Regions from separate parts of the Homo sapiens genome. Here region 1 is linked to region 2. A link is a loop called in an ENCODE intact Hi-C map of the cell type or tissue named here. Cell type or tissue: heart right ventricle. All regions are shown on one strand. Each heading gives the region's core, and the rest is flanking DNA. Links, peaks and the distances in the headings are about the cores only.

Region 1 (10,827 bases), core at 3,038-8,037, 180 kb after region 2:
AGACTCCCAGCCTATGTTATTCCCACAAAATTCACGTCGTATAATGGATCTGTGAGGTTCAGTAAAACTGGTTACAGAAACAACGCTCACATTCCCGCTCGTCAGGCGTGTGCCAGCAGTATTAAGCATACACCCATCTTGGAGCACCGAGGCTGCTCTTCAGACATCACCATCACCATGCTTTGTCATTAGAGGAAGGAAACTCTGAGAATCTTACCATCATCATCAGACACTAACTGGGGGGACCAACATCTACTTGCAGAATCCCTTTCCCTGACAATTTAAAGAAAACATTATATAAAATGATGTGTAATAGACATTAAGATCAAGTAGCTATTAATGCAGTAGTAATAAGAACGTTGAAAAGAACAGAAAAATGTCCCTCTGCACTTGCTTGCAAATAGTTATACCTAAATATCAATGCCGGGATTTTCCAGGATGAGAAAGAAAAGAAAAAAAAAAACTGACAAAGTACCTGTAGATATATTCCGCATTTCCCACACATCTGAGCAGTAGTCCCCCGAAACTTCCCAAAGGAGTGAGTGAAATTATACCATCCAGTCAGTCAGTCCGTGCCACAACCGATACACAGGCTGGGGAAGTCAGGTGTGTTTCGGTGGTGGGAGCTATTTCTGAAGGAACTTCAGTAAAACCAACCAGGAAAAATCATTTTCTTTATATACAGAGCAACTTCTTAAAGGGATCACAAATCAAGGGGTTCCTTCGTGTTAAATGATGCAAACTATGCATAAGCACATGCTCTATGCGGGGGCAGCAATGGAATGTGATGGGGAGAAGAGGGGAAGGTCAAAAGGAAAGTTGCTCTGTTTGTTAGAGGACGAACTGCATAAATAAGCATTGCTGCAGAGACGGACACCATGCTCCCCTCACTGAAGCACAACCTGAAAGGATTCTAGGAGGCAAGCAAGAGAACGTGAGCAAGTGTGGGATTAGAGAGTCCTGGAGCCAGCCCCAGAGCCCGCTGTAAATTTTGTCTCATCTCAATGTATATAAATATTATTAGTGTTCAGGACCATTAAGGGATTTCTTGAAAAGCCCCGGGCAGTGTGTCTCGCCAGCAGATGGATGGCTGTTCCATGCGAGCGCCAAAACTGAGAATTTCACCTAGTACTACCAAATTTCCAATTACGGCGCTATGGGGGAAAGGAAGGGACCCTCTTCTCTGGCTTCCATGAATAAACACACTGAGTGCGATTAAAGGCATTTCAGCTTTTAAAAATAGGAGGAAAATAGAAGCTGCTATAAACTAACAAATATACAGAGAAAAAAGCAAACTGATTTTGCCCATGAGATCCTTCTATTCCTTGGAATTCTTACAGTGACCAACAATAAAAACAAAGGCCCATCTAAACTGTTGGAAAAGCTAACATGTCCCACATCCACCACTAAAAGGATTGGTTCAGGTTTGCAATCACATAAAAACGAGGCACTGCACTTAAAAGCTCCTTCTCTTCATTTTTTTTCCTTGGGGGGAGAGGAAAAAGAGTCACACACATCAGCCTTTAACTCTCTCCCTCTCCAGAGTCCTCGAATGTATCAAATTATTTCTAGAGTTTTTAAAAAACCATTTGTTTTTGTTCTTGCCAGAGTTTTTTTTTTAAATAATCATTAGTGCAGAGAAACCATTTTTAAAAGCATACCATAGGCTGGGCGTGGTGGCTCACGCCTGTGATCCCAGCACTTTGGGAGGCCGAGGCGGGCAGATCAACTGAGGTCAGGAGTTCAAGACCAGCCTGCCCAACATGGCGAAACCCCATCTCTTACTAAAAATACAAAAATTAGCCAGGTGTGGTGGCACGTGCCTGTGATCCCAGCTACTTGGGAGGCTGAGGCAGGAGAATCGTTTGAACCCAGGAGGCGGAGGTTGCAGTGAGCCAAGATTGCACCATTTTACTCCAGCCTGAGGGACAAGAACAAAACTCTATCTCCAAAAAAAAAAAAAAAATAGGAGACTCAACCTCTTCACAAGGAACAAAACATGAAAGAGGGGCCACCTGGCCATACAATATTTCATAATGCAAACAATTTTATCCCCAATCATTTCTAAAGGAAAGAACTTATTCTGCAGATGTTCAAATAAGGTAAAGCTTCTGAATCAAAATACGGAAGAGTTTAGGGCCATCTCAGCTGTTTCTGGGTTGCCCTAAGGTACACACCACTGTTCCATATAAACGCAGGGAGGCTTTCCCTAGCAGGCATGCATCCTCGTGCAGGAGGATTAACCGCTCCTAACTTCACGAAAGTGAGCTTCAACCTCCAAAGTGCATCAGAGAGACACATGGTCCAAAGAGATTTTATGATTCTCTTGCCTTGCCAGGAGAGGAACTGACCATGAGACAACACGGGGAGGAGAAGGAAAGGGAGAGGGGTGAGGGCAAGCGAGGGGCTCTAGGTGAACTGACATGCAGCGTCCTGCCCCAGGCCGAACAGAAGTCCACCCAGGACGTGGGCATTCTTCTCCAGAAAGGACTTAGCTCAGCTAAGCAAATGAGAAAGGCTTCTTTTGATTTTAGCAGTCAGGCCTCAGGTAGGTTACACCCTATAGACGTGGCAGGTTCGGGGACTCAGCCCAGCCCTCCCAGGGCTCACAGCCTGAGGACAAGCAGTGAGAATATGAGCCAGTAGCAAGCAAAGGGTAGCTTAGGGCTGCCTGCCAGGGGAAGGGACTTCCAGGCCAAAGCTGGACAAGTGAGTAGGAGCTAGCAGGTGCATAGGGATGCTGGCAGAGCCAACAGAGAGTGCGGGCCAAGAGAAGCAAAGGTAACAAAGACAACCTCAGCATGACTGAAGGATGGAAGCACTGGAGACAGAGGGGAGGGGAGACTGGGAGGAAAGATGGTGTGCCCTGAGGTAGGGAGAGCCTGGAACAGCCTTTTAATCCAGCAATAGGAGTTTGGACTACTCTTAAGAGGAAAAATACTATTTTAAGCAGGAGGCACATGATCAGATGTGCATTCTAGCCTCAGTAGCCCAGATCAAGAGGACAGCAGTGCAGATGAGGAAAAGCAGGGTAGATTCAAGATATGTCCAGGACCATCTGGAAGGGTACAGAATTTCTTTTTTTTTTTTTTTTTTTTTGAGACGGAGTGTCACTCTGTCACCAGGCTGGAGTGCAGTGGCTCAATCTCAGCTCACTGCAAGCTCCAGCTTTGCCTTCCGGATTCTTGCCATTCTCCTGTAGCTGGGACTACAGGCGCCCGCCACCATGCCCAGCTAATTTTTTGTATTTTTAGCAGAGACAGGGTTTCACCGTGTTACCCAGGATGGTCTCAATCTCCTGACCTCGTGATCCTCCTGCCTTGGCCTCCCAAAGTGCTGGGATTACAGGTGTGAGCCACCAGGCCTGGCCGGGTACAGAACTTTTCTTTTGAGGGGTACAGAAAGATCAGCTCAGTCTGGGACGTGTTGTTTTTGTGTACACATCCAAACGGAAATGCCTGGCGTGCAGTTTGTGTGGATGCAATCAGGCGTGATCTGAGCTGGAAACATCCTGGGGTGTGGTCAGCAGATGGATGGAGAAGGGACTGTGGGTTGGGTGTGGGGGAGGTCTGAGGATGCCCGGGGGACCCAGGAGAGATCACAGCACACACCGTGGCCAAGGCTGCCACCGTTCACAGGGGCCTAGCAGCCCCCCAGTGGAGTGTTCACTCCTTTAGAATACCCCCATTCCTTTAAAAGAAATGTGCTCGAGGGGATTACAGTATATTCATCTGTGAATTCCCAGACCCATGTTTCACCCTTCTCTGTCCCCAAGTCTAGGTAACAATAATAATGTATTTGTGGAATTATCTGGAGCCTCATGAACATGGTACCAAGGGCCTAAAGGCAAAGAGTTTTCAACAAAGGGTTGGTTTTTGCTGCCTTCTGTCTGGTCTTCAAACTAACCAGAGTGACAATAAAAAGAGCCCCTCCCTCAGGGGCTGCCTAGGAAGCCTGTGTGCCCTGCTGCTTTTCCAGGGAGGCAGAGGCAGCCCGGCGAACACTTTCGACAGAAAGGGTATCTTTATTTTCAGCACCCATGAATGACTGCAGAGGGACTCAGGGAACCCACGGCTGGCACAGGAGGAGGACAGCCTAGCCGGGGCAGGCGCTGAGTCCACTCAGCTGACAGGTGTGCCACCATGCTCTCGCCTCGTAAAATAATCTTCAATCAATCCTCGCTTCTGTCCTCTCACACACACTACTCCCCATCCCTATCACCCCAGGGAAGAAGAGAGTGACGGTGAGCACAGGCTTCTCAGGCTGAGAGAGCCACCGTATTACAGCTTGGCTATTAGTTTGAAGTTCTTTAAACAAGTCTGCTAGGTTGGAAAAGGAAGCTTAGTTGAAAATGCTTAGACCCACGAGGTAAAACCAAATGCTGCACATACACACAGTAAAGACATATTTTCTCAAAATGAAGACAAGAGGATTCTGTCAAGCTTCTGGTCATCCTAAGGAATGGTTGGAAAAAAACCCCACTGAGCCACTGCCTAGAGATTCCAGGAAGAGTTTAAAACAACTTCCAAACAGGTTTCTGCCTGGAGCTGCAGCCATTATGTGGAATCAGCTACGCACGGCAAAAGAAAGTTCAAGTGGCAAGCGCTGTGTCTTAAACGTTCACAAAAGAAAATCACATCGGCAACATTTCTCAATGCCAAAAAGAAACAACCTCTTGTTCTAGAGAAAATATCCCACTATAGTAGTTAGACCCAGAAGAAACACTTTATGGTCAGAATGGAAGATACCACAGTTTGTCTGTCTGAACCTAAATAAAAAGGTTTTCAAGAGAACCAGCACTTTGGGGGTGCACCCAGGAGCACACAGAAAGGTACACCTGAGCAGAATTCTCAGTGTGCACAGCAGGGCTGGTTAGTCAGGGGGCTGGACCACACCTTTCTGAACCTGTTAAGATAGCAGGCCTGAAAGCTCTCATTTTCTCCCAAGTCCAGTGTGTACAAGGAGATCTTGCAGTCTTTGAAAGGGGTTGAGACTCCATTTTGAGTCTGCTGTCTTCCTAACAGGAAGCCTAGACAAGGGTGAACTTCCTAATGTACTAGGGTATACAGAAGGGGCAAGGAGTTACATATTTTCACCCCTCATCACTGTCCCTATTCACTCTCTTCTTCTACATTCCCATCCCTCTGAGGTGACACTGGGTTGCAGGACTGCTTTATGGCATGCAAAGGCAGGCAAGAAGCTCCTAGGGCCATGACATCCACCTGGCCCAGTTTACAAGCAACAAGCACTTATGCAGTCCTTTCTCCCTTTCATCCAATCACAGATTCTTAGATCTGAAGAGAAATTTACAGTCATCCATTGCATACTGATCTGAAACACTTCTTTACAAAAACCTGGGTGACTCTTCAAACAAAGTCCAAGGGAGCTCATTACTTTCCAGGAAGTGCTACTCCACTGCCAGATGGCACCCATCTTGACGAACTTCCTCCATACACATATTAAAAATGCGCTTTCCTGTACTGGACCCTCCCCAGCCCTCATGCAGGTGTCTGACACGCAGGGGAAGTGAGTGCTGCTTTGTACAGGTCAGACTTTCAAACAATATTCCAAGATGACGGTCACGGCTTCCCTCTGAACATCTTACTCAGTCACCACTCACGCAACACGCCCTAGACCTATTCTAACAGTACAGAGGCAGTCTGAACAGTGTAGAAATGCTCTTTTTTGCCCAAAGCAGCTTGCTTGCCGTTTCTCTGTGTGATCTTAAGAATAACTATCATCAAACATAGCTGGCTCACTCTGAGCTTCTAGTCACCTGAAGTTCCAGGTCTTCTTGTTCACAAAAACTATTCATATCTCTACTATATAAATGTAATTTATACTGGAGATTCTGAATACAGGACTTTGTATTAATATACAGTTAATATTCACTAAATATATTCCATGCGCCTTACAACACATTAAGCATCTCACATATATTTCTGCATTTAATTTAATCCCCCTAATGATCACAAGGGGGCAGTATCATTATCCTCATTTGTACATGACCAAATGTTCACACCAAGAGCACACAGCTGTTACACTGCAAACCTGGGCTTGGAACCCAGATCCTCCTGACTGTTGATTGCAGCCTCTTCCCCCACCGTGTTTATGGTGGTATGTGGTTGCAGCATGTTTCTATTGTCTAAAAGGAAGGGCCGGCCAGGCACAGTGGCTCACGCCTGTAATCCCAGCACTTTGGAAGGCCGAGACGGGTGGATCACCTGAGGTCAAGAGTTCAAGACCAGCCTGGTCAACATGGTGAAAGCCGATCTCTACTAAAAATACAAAAATTAGCTAGGTGTGGTGGTGGGCACACCTGTAGTCCTAGCTACTCGGGAGGCCGAGGCAGGAGAATTGCTTGAACCCGGGAGGCGGAGGTTGCAGTGAGCTGAGATCGCGCCACTGCGCTCCAGCCTGGGTGACAGAGTGAGACTCCATCTCAAAAATAAATAAATAAATGAATGAATATTTTAAAAATAATAAAAGGAAGGGGCTATGGGAGTTCATCTCATGCTACTTTTCCATTTAAGCATGTATCCATCAGGAAGAAATACAGCACCCTTTTCTCCGCCACACTAAGAGGTGTATCACTTAGACTGAAGGACAAAACCCAGGCAACATGACACTCTGGAAAAGGGTCAGGCATCCAGGTGATGCTAAGGAGATAACACGTACCCACTAAGGCCTTCTTTATTTATTGAGTTCCAGCAAATGGAACTTTTTTTTTTCTCTGCAGAAGTGTGCAAGCAGTTTCCAGCCTTGCTGAGCTACATGAATTGATGAAGAAAATACACTCTCATTATCTAATCTCATTACTAAGACTTGTTTGGGTGGAACTGGCTCTGTGGGTCACTGAGTCTTTCTGGGTCTTGTTGTTCTGTCTCCTGATAGCACAGTCACTTACATATGGTTATATTTGCCCTACAGAACATGCTGCAGTAACTGCCTCTGATGAGAGGAGCTTCTGCTTCAGTTGTTGCAATTGAGCAGTGACCCTTGCTGATAAACCTGTGGATTTTGGTATCTGTGGGAGGTCCCAGAACAAATCCCCCATGGGCATCAAGGGAAAACTGTCTATGGTACCACTATGATGTCTTATAGGCTATGTCAAGCTTGTGAAATTAAAGAACAAAGTCTGTTGTGGAGAAGAAGAAAAAACTTAGTTCTATGCCATCCCCTTGGTGGTGTATATAATCAAGGCTCACAGAAATATCCAAGTTCCAAGTAGATTCTCACTGTCTGGGACAGAAGGCATGCCACAAGGTTTGGCTGCTGAATGTATCTGTGAACACTTAATTAATGAGCAAAAGAAATAATTGCCTGACAGTGCCCACTGGATCACTTAAGTCTCCGGAACCAACACGCAACGCTGGGCAGAGTATTGAGAAAAAAGAAAAACAAGCAAACACCACAAAAAGGGCAAGCAAGAAACCAGAAGGAGGAAAGTTATAAATAGCATCATTATTAAATAGAGGTTTTGAGAGCTAATTAGTAAGGGTAAAGAGAGAGAAGTCATCAATGCAAAGAATTAACACAAAGGCTGAGAAGGAGGCTCAGGAATCGTCCTCTAGCTGGGCTGTTGGGATGGTATAGGTTATAGGATGCTTCCCCTTCCTTCACACATTTTTTACAATAGCTTTATTGAGATCTAATTCACATACCCTATAACTCACCCATTTAGAGTGTACAATTTGGTAGCTTTTAGTATATTTAGAGAGTTGTACAAACACCACCACAATTAATCTTAACAATATTTTCATCACCCCAAAGAAAAACCCAATACCCGTTAGCCATGCTTCCCACGCCCCTTTCCCAGGCAATCACTATTACACTTTTCGTCGCTATAGATTTGCCTATTCTGGATATTTTACATGAATGGAATCAGACAATAGGTAGTGTCTTTTGTGACTGGCTTCTTTTACTTAGCATAGGTAATGTTTTCAATATTTATCTCTGGTGTGGCATATATCAGTACTTCATTCCTTTTTATTTTCATTCATAAATTTTGACTTTCATGATTCATATCACGGGAAGATTAGCCCTGTAACCTTTCTATGAATGTGCAGTGATAAAATCACAGGTACACTGGTCACAGGTTGGTGGAGAGAGGCCCATCTGGACCTCAGAATCTATCTGCATTCTAGATTCATTCTAAAGGAAAAACGATTTGGTAACGCTATCAAATCAACTAAATTGTGCCATTCTTTGATACCAGGAAAAAAGAGTTAAGAGACATCCAATCTGTCAGGGAATGTTCACCCCCGTGTGCCTCCCCTCTGCTCCGAGTCAGCAGGACACGTGCTCTAATGATGGAGAATAAAACAGTGGAAGGTGCCTCATCTTTACAGAAATGCCTGGCAGAGGAACTGGATGCTATAGCACAGAAAGCCTCCTTAGATGGCAGCAAGGGAAAAAAGCAAAGGAATAAAGTCCAATATTAAGAAGGGGCTGGGGGCGGAATTTGGCCTTCTACTTCTTTTACTATCACTGTATTTTTATAAAATATTCTTTTAAAAAATATTCTAGTGTACTCTGAAATCATCCCCGAATTCTTTCTTTTAAACTCATATTCAAAGCCTACTTATACATTTGGGAAAGAGAGATAAGTTATAATGGTAACGACAAAAAATCAAGGACAAAGGCAATGAAGAACACTGTGAAATCCAGGCTGGACCGGCCCTGCTTCGGCGTTCTGGGGCGAGGTCATCATGAGCCGGGTTTCTTCACGCATGGACACACAGTGTCGCTCTCACAACCCACATCCCCCCTATTTTTTTTTTCTTTGAGTCAGAGTCTTGCTCTGGCGCCCAGGCTAGAGTGCAATGGCACAATTTCGGCTCACTGCAACCTCCACCTCCCGGGTTCAAGCAATTCTCCTGCCTCAGCTTCCCGAGTAGCTGGGATTATAGGCGCCCACCACCACGCCCAGCTAATTTTTTGTATTTTTAGTAGAGACGGGGTTGGTTTCACCGTGTTAGCCAGGATGGTCTCGCTCTCCTGACCTTGTGATCCACCTGACTTGGCCTCCCAAGGTGCTGGGATTATAGGTCTGAGCCACCGTGCCTGGCCTTTTTTTTGTTGTTGTTTTTTTTTTTTTTTTTTTTTTTTTTTTTTTTGAGTCTTTCACAAATAAGAAGAGAGAAATCACTGCAGAATGGGTGACTATTTTGCAACTCTTCCCCAGTACTGTGAGCAACAGGCATGTGTACGTAAAGACACCCATCACTTAATACTGCCTGTCACAGATGCTTAAATGGACAGGGTGGAAAAAAATATTCTTTTCACACACTTAAAAGTTACTTCAAGTTATTTTAAATTTGGAACTGTTTGTATATTCCTTATAAGTTTATAAAACTCACACTGTCCCTCCATGACTAACTAAAGTGGAATTGAGAGAGTATTCTATATTTGTAACTTGACTGGTTGTTCATGCTTACAGCCCTATTTCCATTCTCTGTTACTGTACACAGAGTTATGTGAGGTATTGTGGGCTCCTAAATGTTGCTGATTTCCTAACAAGGCAGGCCTGTGTCCCGTAGGGACAAACTGGGGACTGTTTTGACCAAGTGGAGGCCAAGCTCAGAGGGAGAGGCCTCCAGCTTTGTCGTTTTGGCTGCATCTCCTAAAACTAGTGTTAGAGCCCACTTCTGGGCAATTACATGGCTTACTGGTGTTGACCAAGGTATCAATGCTACCGATACACTGCCTATTACACATACCTTAGACGCTCAATGCCACACAGCTGTGGCTGCAAATGTCACTTCTGCCTATTTTGGTAAAAACTGTTAGTCCAAAAGGTGCAATGTTTCAACAACCTACGCAAAAGCCCCTGCCACACACATAATCATTTATGTCAACATAACTTAAACGACTAAACTGAAGACAGCCACTTGTAGGGAAACTACTATTTAGAGAAGAGTATGCAATGTTTCTGATAAAATTTTGTCAACAACAGCAGAACTGTTTACCAGGAAACTGTGATAAATGTACGAGGTACCTAGGGAGGTAGATTTTTTTGCACTACCTGTGGAACTTAGATTTTTACCTGCACACCTGTACAGGCAAATCACAGTGAAGCCTCTTCACAGGTGCTGAGTAAATTGAACAAGAACAGCTCCTCCAACGCTACCTCCTTAGGAGGATACACACCTATTCAGTGACCTCACAATTTTGCACAATCACTTGTGAAAGTCTCTTTTTAAAAATGCTTCTAGAGGCCACAGCACATTCTTTGACAGAACCTCAAGAGTAGCAAATTTTTTGGGGAAAAAAAAAAAAAAAAAAAAAAAAGGCTGCTAGTGCCATTTTTCTTTCTTTCCCAATGCCAGAAGCAGAAACAGGTATCTCATTTCAATTCTGTGGCTGTTGGTGAGGCTGGATTATCTTTTTCACACATCTCTTGGCCATCTGCATTACCTGTGGCGTTAACTTCTCTTCGTGTCCTGGGTCCATTTTCTTCCTTGGATCTTAAGTTTGTATTATATATTTAAATTTGAGCTCTTAAAGAAGTACATGCTTTTTAAACACAGCATTGTGCCTTTAACACTTTTGTTTTAGATGGCTTTGTGATAAAATGCCTTTATGTGTAAGTCAGTCTCTCTCTCTCCCTCTGGGTCCCTCTCCCTGTCATAATTAAAGCTGCCAAGAAGCATGGACAGCAACAGCTACAGATCAGTAACCTTGAAACTTGTTTATTTCTTATCTTTCCAGCTTCTCTGGTCACCTCTCCTTTGATCTGGTTACTTTCTGATGGCACACTTTTGGACTTGTAAACATTTATTATAGAGTATACATTATGCTTAAATGCTACACTACTCTTTTCCA
Region 2 (10,827 bases), core at 2,527-7,526:
AAGATGTGACTTTCACTCAGCCAGAAGAGTCTGAATTTGTCTGTCGTCTTCAAGCTGTGGAAGAGGACTGGAAAGGGAGACAATGACCATTTCTCTTCCCCCATTCCTGTGCAGCAGGCTCTTGCCTGCAGTAGGTCCTACAGTGGAGGGGCAGCAGCTGTCACTGTGAAGGAAGGCAGAGACTCTGGTTATCAGCCGGCACTGCATGTAACCAGTCTCTGGAGAGGAGGCTGTCTCTGTTGTCACCTCCAACATCCTATGCCCCTAAGAGTGACCAGGAAAGACATGGAACTGACCTGAGACTTCATCCAGAACCAGAAAAGGCAATTCTGAGGGACATTTCAAGGGAAAACGTGAGACAAAAATCAGTTACTTTCATGATGACATCCCAGGAGTACTGCCTGCTCAATAAGCCAGTCTCCCACATTTTGACGTCTTTACTCTAAAATCGATGTGTGAATATCTCTAAGCGATGTCTGAGAGACGATTTTAAAAACAAAAATAGTAAATGTCCGTAGTAATTTCGACTTAAGTAAACAATCTTCTAAAAATGCATAATGACACTCACAGCCTATGATGTGTCGGATGTCCTGTGCTCCAACATGGCTCCACCATAGCCCTGGCATTGGGCATCCCTGGATCCATTTTTACATAGAAGGAAGCTGCCAAGGGGCAGACCTCAGATGGCAGTGTGGATCAGTTTGACCACATTGTCTCTGCAGTCTCTTTAATCTAATGTGTGTCTGGGAGCTCCAGGGTTTTGAATGGGTTTCCATTTTCCAAAATGTGGGCATGCCTTGTGGTTCATTCAGAGACAACCAACAGATGGGCCAAGTCAGGATGGCTTTGTGATCAGGAACATGGCTTGGCCATTAGACAGCCTGGGCTCAAATCCCAGGGGGATTATCCATGAGTGACCTATCCTTAGAAAAGCTACCTAGGTGAAGGACTGTGCTTCACACATGCCTGGCACATGCAGGAAGCTCTTTATACACAATAGTAGCCACTGTTGTAATTATTCTTGTCCTTGGACTTGAAACCTGGGAAACGAGGTAAATCCCTCCTAGAGAAGGCTTCTCTGTTTCCCGACAACTTATTGGATAATTCAGGGCTGGGTCCTTGTTCTTGGAGAGCTACAAGTATAGGAGGGACACTGACTGAGATCTGAAGGGTACAGATCTAAACATCTTTCCCTCATCCCCCTCTGCCTTCAAACATCTGCCCCACTGGCCTGCCCCACAATCGTAAATTTCATCGTTCACCTTCCTTTGGGTATTATCTCTGAAAGCTCCTGTTAACAAGTAGAAGGGCTAGCACACTTTGGGTTATAGCGCCCCTGCCACAATACCCTGGATTGCTTTGAGATATGGACATGTACTGGTGTTGCGGGGCTACCTGGCAACCTTCCCACTTCCTTTCCAGGGGATTTTCCCTACTGTGGGAATCTCAGACAATGGGGCACACACAGGAGTATGCTGGAGCACAGCTCACCAGCCCACCAGCACCAACTTTTACATTCTCAGGAATCCTTCGAGCTGGTTGTTAAATGGTTGGCAAATAAAAATCAGTCATGGTGGGAATGTCTCCATGGAAGTCAGCAAATGCTGCAAATCCGGGCTTTTCCCACTGGTGAGCAAGCTGCTAAACGTTTCCCAGCCCAACACCCAGCACAGCACTTGGGTTTAGCCACCTGATCCTCCCTCTGAGGCCTTGACTCTCAATCAAGTGATCCAAGACACAGGAACAAGACAGAATCCATGTACTGCAGGGGCAGCTGGCCATGGCAGGGCAGGGGGGAATCTAGTGCGGGTGGTGGCAGTGCCCAAGGGTGCCAGCGTCAGCTGCCTCTCCCTGGCATGACTTTGGCCAAGTCTTCCTCTTGCCTTCCTTCCTTCATTTCCTGCCCAATTTCTAAGCCTTCTTCTCCTGCCTTCCCATCCATTCCAAGAGCTTCCCTTTTCTGCTATGTTAATCAGAGCTAATTCCTGCTGAGGGGTCTGGTCCATATAGGTGACTAATCATTTGACAGACAGAGGTCCCTGAGAAAAGCAAATAAGCTCTCATTTTGATTCCTCAAGAAGGAAGGCTGCTTGGGGCAGAGCAGCCTGGACTTAGTCACTTAGCGAACATTTATGGAGCACCTACTGTGTGCAGGCACTGCCCTAGTGCCAGGACAGGAAAGGAACAGGTACATCTCTGTCCCCAAGGAACTTACCACCTAGCTAATGGAAGCAGCTCTCAAACAACTAATTATGCAATTAATTTTTCTGTGGATTGCTCCATCATCATTGGGTTATACCAAATTACTGATAAATATTTGAATCCTGCAGTGGGTAAAGTACCATGCAATGTACAATGGGCATACCGAAAAAGATGAAACAGTCTGTGCCTCCCTTCCGAGTTCACAGTTTAGCTGACAACACAGGTACACACTCATGCCACTGAATAACCTTCCAATACAAGTTCCCACTTGTCAGAATCATGGGGAGCTGCAGCTTCCAACTTTGGGGATCAGGAAAGGCTTACGTGAAGAAAGTGGGATTTGAGCACAGCCTGGACTGTGATTAACAATAAGAAAAAAAAAGAGTTCAACAACAAAGACGACATACTTGTAAAATTAGCCACCTGAAATTCTACTGCCCAAAGGTGACCATGGTTAGCATAGCCATGAGCGCCCTTCTGCACAACCGCGGGATCCCGTTAGGCACACTCTTGTATAACCAGCTGTTTTCACTCAACAATATGTCATGGACATTTTTCCATGCCAATTATTCCCAATCTACATCACCATTTAAGCGGCCGGCAAATACTCCATTATACGGATGTATTCTAAATTAATCAAATCCCCATTGATAAACATTTAGTGTTGCGGTCAAGGGCACAGACTCTGGAGCCTCAGAGCGTGGCATCATTCCTGGCTGTGCAACTCCCCAGCTGGGTGATGGTCAGCAGAAACCTAGCATCTCTGAGAAGTTTCCTCATGTATTAAATGGAGGTGCGGTTGTCCCTCGGTATGCGTGGGGAATTGGTTCCAGGAGCCCCATACCAAAATCCACAGATGCTCAAGTTCCTTATATAAAATGGTGTGATATTTGTATATAACCTGCACACATCCTCCTGTACACTTTAAATCTCTCTGGATTACTTATAATACCCCATACAATGCCAACACTTCATTTCATTCTTGTGGATTCAATGTAGTAGTAATTGGCGCATGGCAAATTCGGGTTTTGCTTTTTGGAACTTGGCGGAATTTTTTTTTCTGGAATATTTTCCATGCATGGTTGGTTGAATCCACAGATATGGAGGGTTGGCTGTATTAATAATACAGTCCCTGGCCAGGCACGGTGGCTCACGCCTGGAATCCCAGCCCTTTGGGAGACCGCGGCGGGTGGATCATGAGGTCAGGAGTTCGAGACCAGCCTGGCCAATATGGCGAAACCCTGTCTCTACTAATAATACAAAAAATTAACCGGGCGTGGTGGCGCACATCTGTAGTCCCAGCTACTCGGGAGGCTGAATCAGGAGAATCGCTTGAACTCGGGAGGCAGAGGTTGCAGTGAGCTGAGATGGCGCCACTGCACTCCAGCCTGGGCGACAGAAAATAAAAATAAAAAATAATACAGTTCCCGCAGCATAGGGATGTTGTGAGTAGCTATTTGTAAAATGTTTAGAACAGTTTCTAGCACTTAGTAAATGCTCAGTTAAGGCCAACTACTGTTACTGTTAAGCAGGACTGTGGCCATCCTCTGTGCTTAGAAGGTCTGTCTTTGTGCACCCTTCCCAGCACCTACTTAGGATAAACACCGAGAAGTGGAATGAAATCGTCAAACAATGCACTTATTTTAAATCCTGATCAATATCATCCAATTGCCCTCCAGAAATGCACCAGCCGCTGGTGGGCAGGAGGACGCTGTGGCCGGCAGGAGGCTGCAGAGGGGACAGCCCCTGCCTCCTAACTGGAGCACCGGGGACCCTCACCAGCCATCCACACCGCCAGCGAGGTTTCCTGACTTGCCTAGCCTTCCGGGTGGCATTTTGGAATATAAAGCAGGAGGAAAATTAGCAGCAAGTCAGATTCTCTCACTTTGATTTCTAGAAGGAAAGCTAGAGTTGAGGCCGTGTTCGAAAATATAGGTCAGATCTCGGTTTCTGTGGTTACCAAACACTGTCAGCCACCAGTGACTCCCTCCCTCGGGGGCGATGCCAGGGTTCCGAGGCTGGGCAGTCGGGCCTGGCCCCCGCCGGGGTCCCCGGTCGGCTGCCCCGCGAGCCTGGAGGGTCTGCACCGGGGCGAGGGCCCGCGGGCACCCCGCCCTTCACTTCTTCTCGGGGGAGGGGCCGGAGGGCTTGGCGGAGCTGCCGACGGGGTCCGGGGTCGCGCCGATCCCGCCTGGCTCCCCGCGCCTGGGGCTGCAGGGTGGGCACGGGCCGGGCCCGCGGGAGGAGGGGGAGGCCGGGCGCCGCGGGAACAATGTGCTCGGTTGTTGCCGACTGTCAGCCTCGTTCCCGGATCCTCCTTTCCACGCCCCTTGGCCTAACTGCCGCGGGCCTGGCGCGCAGAGGGAAGAGCCCCCTTATTTGGTCTTGGAAAGAAAAGGGAAAGGTTATCCTCGGATGCCTGCGGCGTTGGGTCATCAGCCCGCCGCGGCCGGCGCGCACGCGGGAGCAGCTCCGACTCCCGCCGGCAGGGGGCGGCGCCGGGCAGCGCCGGGGAGCGGCCGCTGGAAAACAGGCGCGTAGGTTCCGCCGCGGCCGGCGCGGATCCGCTCTTGAGCGTGGGGAGGGGGTGGGGGTGGGGGTGGGGGCGGAGGGAGGGCGGGGGAGGGGGCGGCGTCACGGGCAGGGAAGAAGAGAGAAAAGAAAAAAACAAAACCTTTTTATGGCCAGTCAAGCTTCCAAAATTGGAAAACCGTTTCAGTTCGAGGCTGTGACTTTGCCATGTCGATTTCATGTGAAGCATCTGGGAGTGCGCGGAGTGGGGGAGAATAGCGGGGGGTGCGGGGTGCGGTAATCAGTGTTAAGATAAGCCGTGCCATTGGGGTGAAAGTTACTAAGATAATTGAAAAGGTACAGTTTGGGGATCGGTGTCGGCTCGGGTACTTTGCTCCCCACCCCCTTCCCTCTCTTCCCCACTCCTCCCTCCGCCCCTGCTTTTCCAGCCTCTCAGGTGAGCCTGGTGATGTGTAGCGGAGTCTCGCTCTGACCCCCAGGCTGGAGTGCGGTGGTGCGATCTCGGCTCACTGCAACCTCCGCCTCCCGGGTTCAACCGATTAGCCTCCCGAGTGGCCGGGACTACAGGCACGCGCCACCACGCCCAGCTCATTTTTGTATTTTTCGTAGAGACGGGGTTTCCCATGTTGGCTAGGATGGTCTCCATCTCTTGACCTCGTGATCCTCCCGCCTAGGCCTCCCAAAGTGCTGGGATTATGTTTCTAGCCACGTGCAGGCTGAGCCTTGCCCAACCTTCTTATTATCCTGGGCAGCTCAAAAAGGCGAAGGTGACCAAGCTGGGATTCGAACCGCGTCCTTCACGCTTCAGCGCCAAGGCTTGTTCCACGGTTAAGAGCACATTACCTCGCCAATGACTCCTCCAAATAAAGCTTGTGTAATATGTGTCATTCTTCTAAAACCTTTAAAAAAGAATCAAAACAGTAACTGGTTTGACTTTTTCAGCAGAAGGAAGCAAAAGGGCGTCAGCACCTGGAGGTGACTCTAGTGGGGAACCTGCGCCCCAGAGGTGGGAAGGAAGCCAGGGGGCATTCGTTTCGCCTCAACTGCCCCAGGGGTTCTTGTCCATCTCCAGAGAGGCTCTTGGGTAGCATCCTGCCATGGTACTTGTTACCGCACAGAGCCTTCCAAAGAGGGGCCTGGCAGGCGGGGAAGCTGTTGCTAACTTCTATTTTCTATTTTAGGCAAGTTGCAAGCAGCCCTTGTGTTTGCCTGCAGGTCTCACACGGTCCTCCGCCCCTTCTCATTGTTCCAGCTGCTTCCTGAGGTGGTTACTAATAATTGTCACTCATAAGACCTGCCTCGGGTTTCTTCATCTGGAAGGAAATTAATTTTCCAAGTCACACAATTACAGACAACTTTTAAAAGAGTCACTGAGACAGTTTCATGCTTACCTTAGATTAGATGGTTCCAGTTTATTCTTTTTTAAAAAAGAAAATTTGTGTGAACAAAATTAAATCCAAGAAACATGGTTTTTCTCTAGCTCTTTTTTTTTTGTGTGCGTGTGAAATAGTTAAAAAAAAAAAAAAAGAAAAAGAATAAAGAAAAGAAACTGCTTCTACCAGTTTTGGGGGGTTTCCAGGTTTCCAGACATTTACTTAGCTTGATACATAGTATATTTCTGTGGGAAAAGGACAGCGAGAATATCTTGTAGCTTTTACTTTCCAGCATTGTTGTACTGGTTACAGTCAACTCCACAGTATGAACCAGTTGATCAGCTCCAGTAAGGCCTCCTATCCCCTAGTGGAAAAACCCAGGCCTTTCCCACCGCTCTCGTGTCTTGCTCAGGACTGCACCTTTTGTTGCTGGTCCCTTGCTTGGCACTTCCTAGCTGACAGGCCAGGAGGTAGGCTCACTCTCCTTGGTGCTGATCCCAGGCACCAGCTTCCATGAGAACCAGCAGTCACTTCCAGTTGGGGGCAACCCCATCCGGGTTTGCCCTGACATCCCAGAGCCCAGGTCCCCATCCCAGGAGCCAGTAAGAGTCCTTAGCAGGATCAGGAATGTAGCAGCATGGCTGCTGCCTTTTCCCTTCCAGATGCTCTGGCAGGCTGGAGCCCGGGGGTCCCTAACGCCTGCCTTGGCTCTTCACTTCTTCCTGAGGTTCTCCTCACCATGAAACTACTCCCAAATGGAGATATGGTTCCATTCCATTGCCTGGATTCTGCTCTCCATTTATGCCTTGAGGCAGATGGAGCCAAAGGAATGTCACACTGTCCCACCATCATCTCAGGGACTGCCCTGTTTGGAGGGGCAGTGGTGCCCAGCAATGGAGCAAAGTCATAGGGAACAGAGCTGCACAGCCTTGGTCACACTCCTTAAAATCTTTGTGCTCCCACTGTTGTGAGAATTTAATGATATCTTCATATGCGAAGGACTTAACACAGTACCTGCCCCCTGAGGAGCACAGGAGGGCATACCTCCCAGGGCAGTTCAGAGGGTTACATGAAATAATGCCTGTAAAGCCCTTAGCACAGGGCCTAGCACTTAAGAGAGGGCTCAGTCATGTGGCCAGTAGTATAATCAGCCACTTCTTTTGATGGGTCAGCTATATGCTACAAACTAAGGCTCTTTACATATACATTTGAATCTTTATGGAAACCTAGAATGTAGACAAAATTATTGCATATACAAGGAACTCAGAATCAGGCTAAGTAAATTATCCAATGTCACACCGTTAGTATACAGCAGGGCCAGGATCCATCTGGCTCCGAAGTGTGTGGCTTTGCAGTTACGGGCAACCTAGGAAGAAAGAATAAATACACAGTCCTGTAAAGTGAGCTGCAGGGTCTTCATGGAGAGGAATTAAAACTGACTCCTCAGTGTGAATAACTGGCAGTTAGCCATGTGTCTTTGAACCAGATGTAGAAGCCAGTGACAGAAGGCTAATTACACATGTGGATATAATGTCAGTGGACGGCAGCTACCTTTGGGTCGCCTAACTATTGTCTTCTTAAATCCACGGCAGCCCTTTTAAGCCCAGGCTTGTCAGGACTCTTTCTGTTTTCTGGAAAAGACAGACATCCAACCCAGATTGATTTAAGCAAAAAAGAAGTTTAATTGGCTCATGAAACTGATAATGGAAAGGTCCAGCTTCAGGCATAGCTTGATCCAGGAGATTAACAACATTATATGGACTGGCCCTCTCCATATCTCAGCCCTGTTTTCCTCCCTGTTGGCTTTATTCTCAGGTTGGCTCTTTCAGTGACCCTTTTTTTGTCCCTTGTTGGCCAGGCCTAAGAAAACTTAGAGACTTGGGTCTCTAAAAGAAATCATGGTTCCTTTTATTAAAAGAGGTCAGGGATGCTGAGCAGGCAAATATGACAGATGTCCACTACACCCTACCAAGTACACCATGGATCAGAAAGATAGTAGAGAAAACGCCAGGCACAGGTGGCTCACGCCTGTAATCCCAGCACTTTGTGAGGCTTAGGTGGGTGGGTCACTTAAGGTCAGGAGTTCGAGACCAGCCTGGCCTACGTGGTGAAACCCCATCTCTACTAAAATACAAATATTAGCAGGGCATAGTGGTGCATGGCTGTAATCCCAGCTACTTGGGAGGCTGAGATGAGAGAATTGCTTGAACCCAGGAGGCGGAAGTTGCAGATTGCACCACTGCACTCCAACCTGGGTGACAGAGACTTGCCTCAGGAAAAAAAAAAAAAAAAAAAAAAAGATAATAGAGAAAAAACTTTAATGGTGAATTTATTAGTCCATTCTCTCATTGCTATAAAGAAATACCTGAGACTGGGTGATTTATAAAGAAAAGGGGTTTAATTGGCTCACAGTTCTGCAGGCTATACAGGAAGCATGGCATCAGATTCTGGGGAGGCCTCAGGGAACCTACAATCATGGTGGAAGGCAAAGGCGGAGCCAACATCTCACATGGCCAGATCATGAGGAAGAGAGGAGCAGGGGAGGCGCCACACGCTTTTCAACAACCAGATCTCACAAGAACTCACTATCTCCATGACAGTACCAACAGGGAAATCCGCCCCCATGATGCAATCACCTCCCACCAGACTCCCACCTCCAACATTGGGGATTACAATTCGACATGAGATTTGGCTGGGGACACAAAGCCAGACTATATCAGTGATCAATTCCGCTGCTAACGGCACTCACAAACCAAGCAGGCAGGGGAGGGGTAACTAGAAGCGTTTTGGGTTATACAGGAGACCCATACTCCTCCCATTTTGGGTCAGGCTAGCCCATTTTAAATAGTAGAGAAGGGCCAGGTGTGGTGCCTCACGCCTGTAATCCCAGTACTTTGGGAGGCCGAGGTGGGCCGATCACTTGAAGTCAGGAGGTCGAGACCAGCCTGGCCAACATGTTGAAACCCCATCTCTACTAAAAATACAAAAATTAGACAGGCGTGGTGGCGGGCATCTGTAATCCCAGCTACTCAGGAGGCTGAGGCAGGAGAATTGCTCGAACCTGGGAGGTGGAGGTTGCAGTGAGCCGAGATGGAGCCACTGTACTCCAGTCTGGGTGACAGAGGGAGACTCTGTCTCAAAAATAAATAAATAACAGAGAAAAACCTTGAAATCCGTAAAGACTGGGTGTGAAGGACTTTAGAAATCTTCAATGTCCTAGTGTAGCAGAATGCTTTAACAATATGATTCATAATAATATAAACAGAATACATAACAAAGTGCATTAACAATGTAAATATTACAAATAAGTATAAATGTACATGTTTGTACATATGTGATATTTTATATAATGATAATAAATAAATGTAAAAATGCAGTAAAGTCTGACTGAACCTACTGAACTAAAGATCCCGGTAGACCCTTAATGAGAGTCAGGGCACACAACTATAAATAAAACATTACGAATCCACACTGAGGGTGGATGCCGGGCTGTTGACTAGGTTTGGTCACAAGCTGCGTGATGACCTGTTCCTCACAGCAATCTGATGCAATTTAAACCAGTGCCTGAGCAAATTGGCAAATTATTAGATGTCACGGACCTTTGGTCACTTCTCTAATAGTTAAGCTTGAGAACAGTCACTGGACAAACACTAAGGTGCTGCTTTCCTGCCATTAAACGTGCCCTGAGCTGAGGGAGAGGCTACTGAGGCACACTCCACATTGCAAGGCTGAGGGTGTTGGAAAGTGGGCAAGCCTCCCACCTTGTGCCTGGGGAGTCTCCCAACACTTGGGTCTCCCCTCTGAGCCTTTTACATGCCACGCCCCATCCTGCACTATCCCAGTCTCCGGGATGGAGACTCTGCATCCCCATTCAGAGAGCAGTCACGGTGCAGTTGCCCTTGATGTCAATGCCGGCTGTCCATTTGTCCAGGAACACTTCAATGTCACGTCCCACACATGAACAGAGGGCAGGTAAAAACTGACCCTACACAGATGTCTGCATCTCCGGAATGTGTCAACCTCCTCCCACTTGTCTCCTGATTCTCTGCCTCCAGGCATTATCCGTGTGCTCCTCGGGTGCCCTGCTGTGCAGGTCTATTTTGGACCTGAGGATGGTAACGACAGTTACCAGCTACAGTCATGCATTGCTTAACAACAGGGATACGCTCTGAGAAATTTGTCATAAGGTGATTTCATTGTCGTATGAAGATTATAAAGTCTACTTACACAAACCTACATAGCCTAGTACACCCCTAGGCTGTATGATATAGCCCATTGCTCTGAAGCTACAAACCCGTACAGCATGTTACTGTCCCGAATGCTGTAGGTAATTGTAATACAGTGGTAAGTGTTTGTATATCTAAACAAACATAGAAAAGGCGGAGTAAAAATACAGCATTATAATCTTTCTAAAAACAATTAATAAGCTTTATTATAGTACGGTTTTAGATTTACAGAATAATTGAGCAAAAAGACATAGAATTCCATACACCCATCCACTGCTCTCTCACCCGCCCCACCGTGGTTTATCCTATGAAATTCTTACATGTGGTACATTTCTTACAATCAGTGAGCCAACACTGATACATTGTTGTCAACTATAACCCAGAATTTACACTGAGGTTCACTCTTTGTGTCATATAGTTCCGTGGGTTTTGACAAGTGCATAATAACATGTATTATAATCTTTTTTGTTGTTGAGACCGAGTTTCACTCTTGT

The links. Peaks named below come from ENCODE experiments on the same cell type or tissue, not always from the same donor. Only the 100,000 strongest peaks of a DNase experiment are listed, where the experiment ranks them.
Region 1: it touches region 2 in a loop (4-fold over the local background); 14 of 110 quality-filtered maps call a loop at or near these places.

What each region holds. Positions count from the first base shown.
Region 1 is chr15:98,876,956-98,887,782 of GRCh38, reverse strand. All of the region lies in intron 2 of IGF1R (insulin like growth factor 1 receptor), which reads right to left. Among named protein-coding and RNA genes, the nearest start is that of MIR4714, 98 kb to the right of the region's middle. RefSeq lists enhancers at 2,763-3,355, 3,356-3,948. In heart right ventricle, for the core only: CTCF peaks have their summits at 5,757 and 5,956 (motif pointing right); no DNase peak of the experiment used is centred there; H3K27ac peaks cover 2,121 bases.
Region 2 is chr15:99,052,958-99,063,784 of GRCh38, reverse strand. No RefSeq gene overlaps it. Among named protein-coding and RNA genes, the nearest start is that of LUNAR1, 44 kb to the right of the region's middle. RefSeq lists silencers at 4,409-4,458, 4,569-4,738 and enhancers at 4,756-5,355, 5,356-5,957. In heart right ventricle, for the core only: a CTCF peak has its summit at 4,667 (motif pointing right); DNase peaks (open chromatin) are centred at 3,464, 4,594, 5,884, 6,614 and 1 weaker place; H3K4me3 peaks cover 1,542 bases; H3K27ac peaks cover 3,547 bases.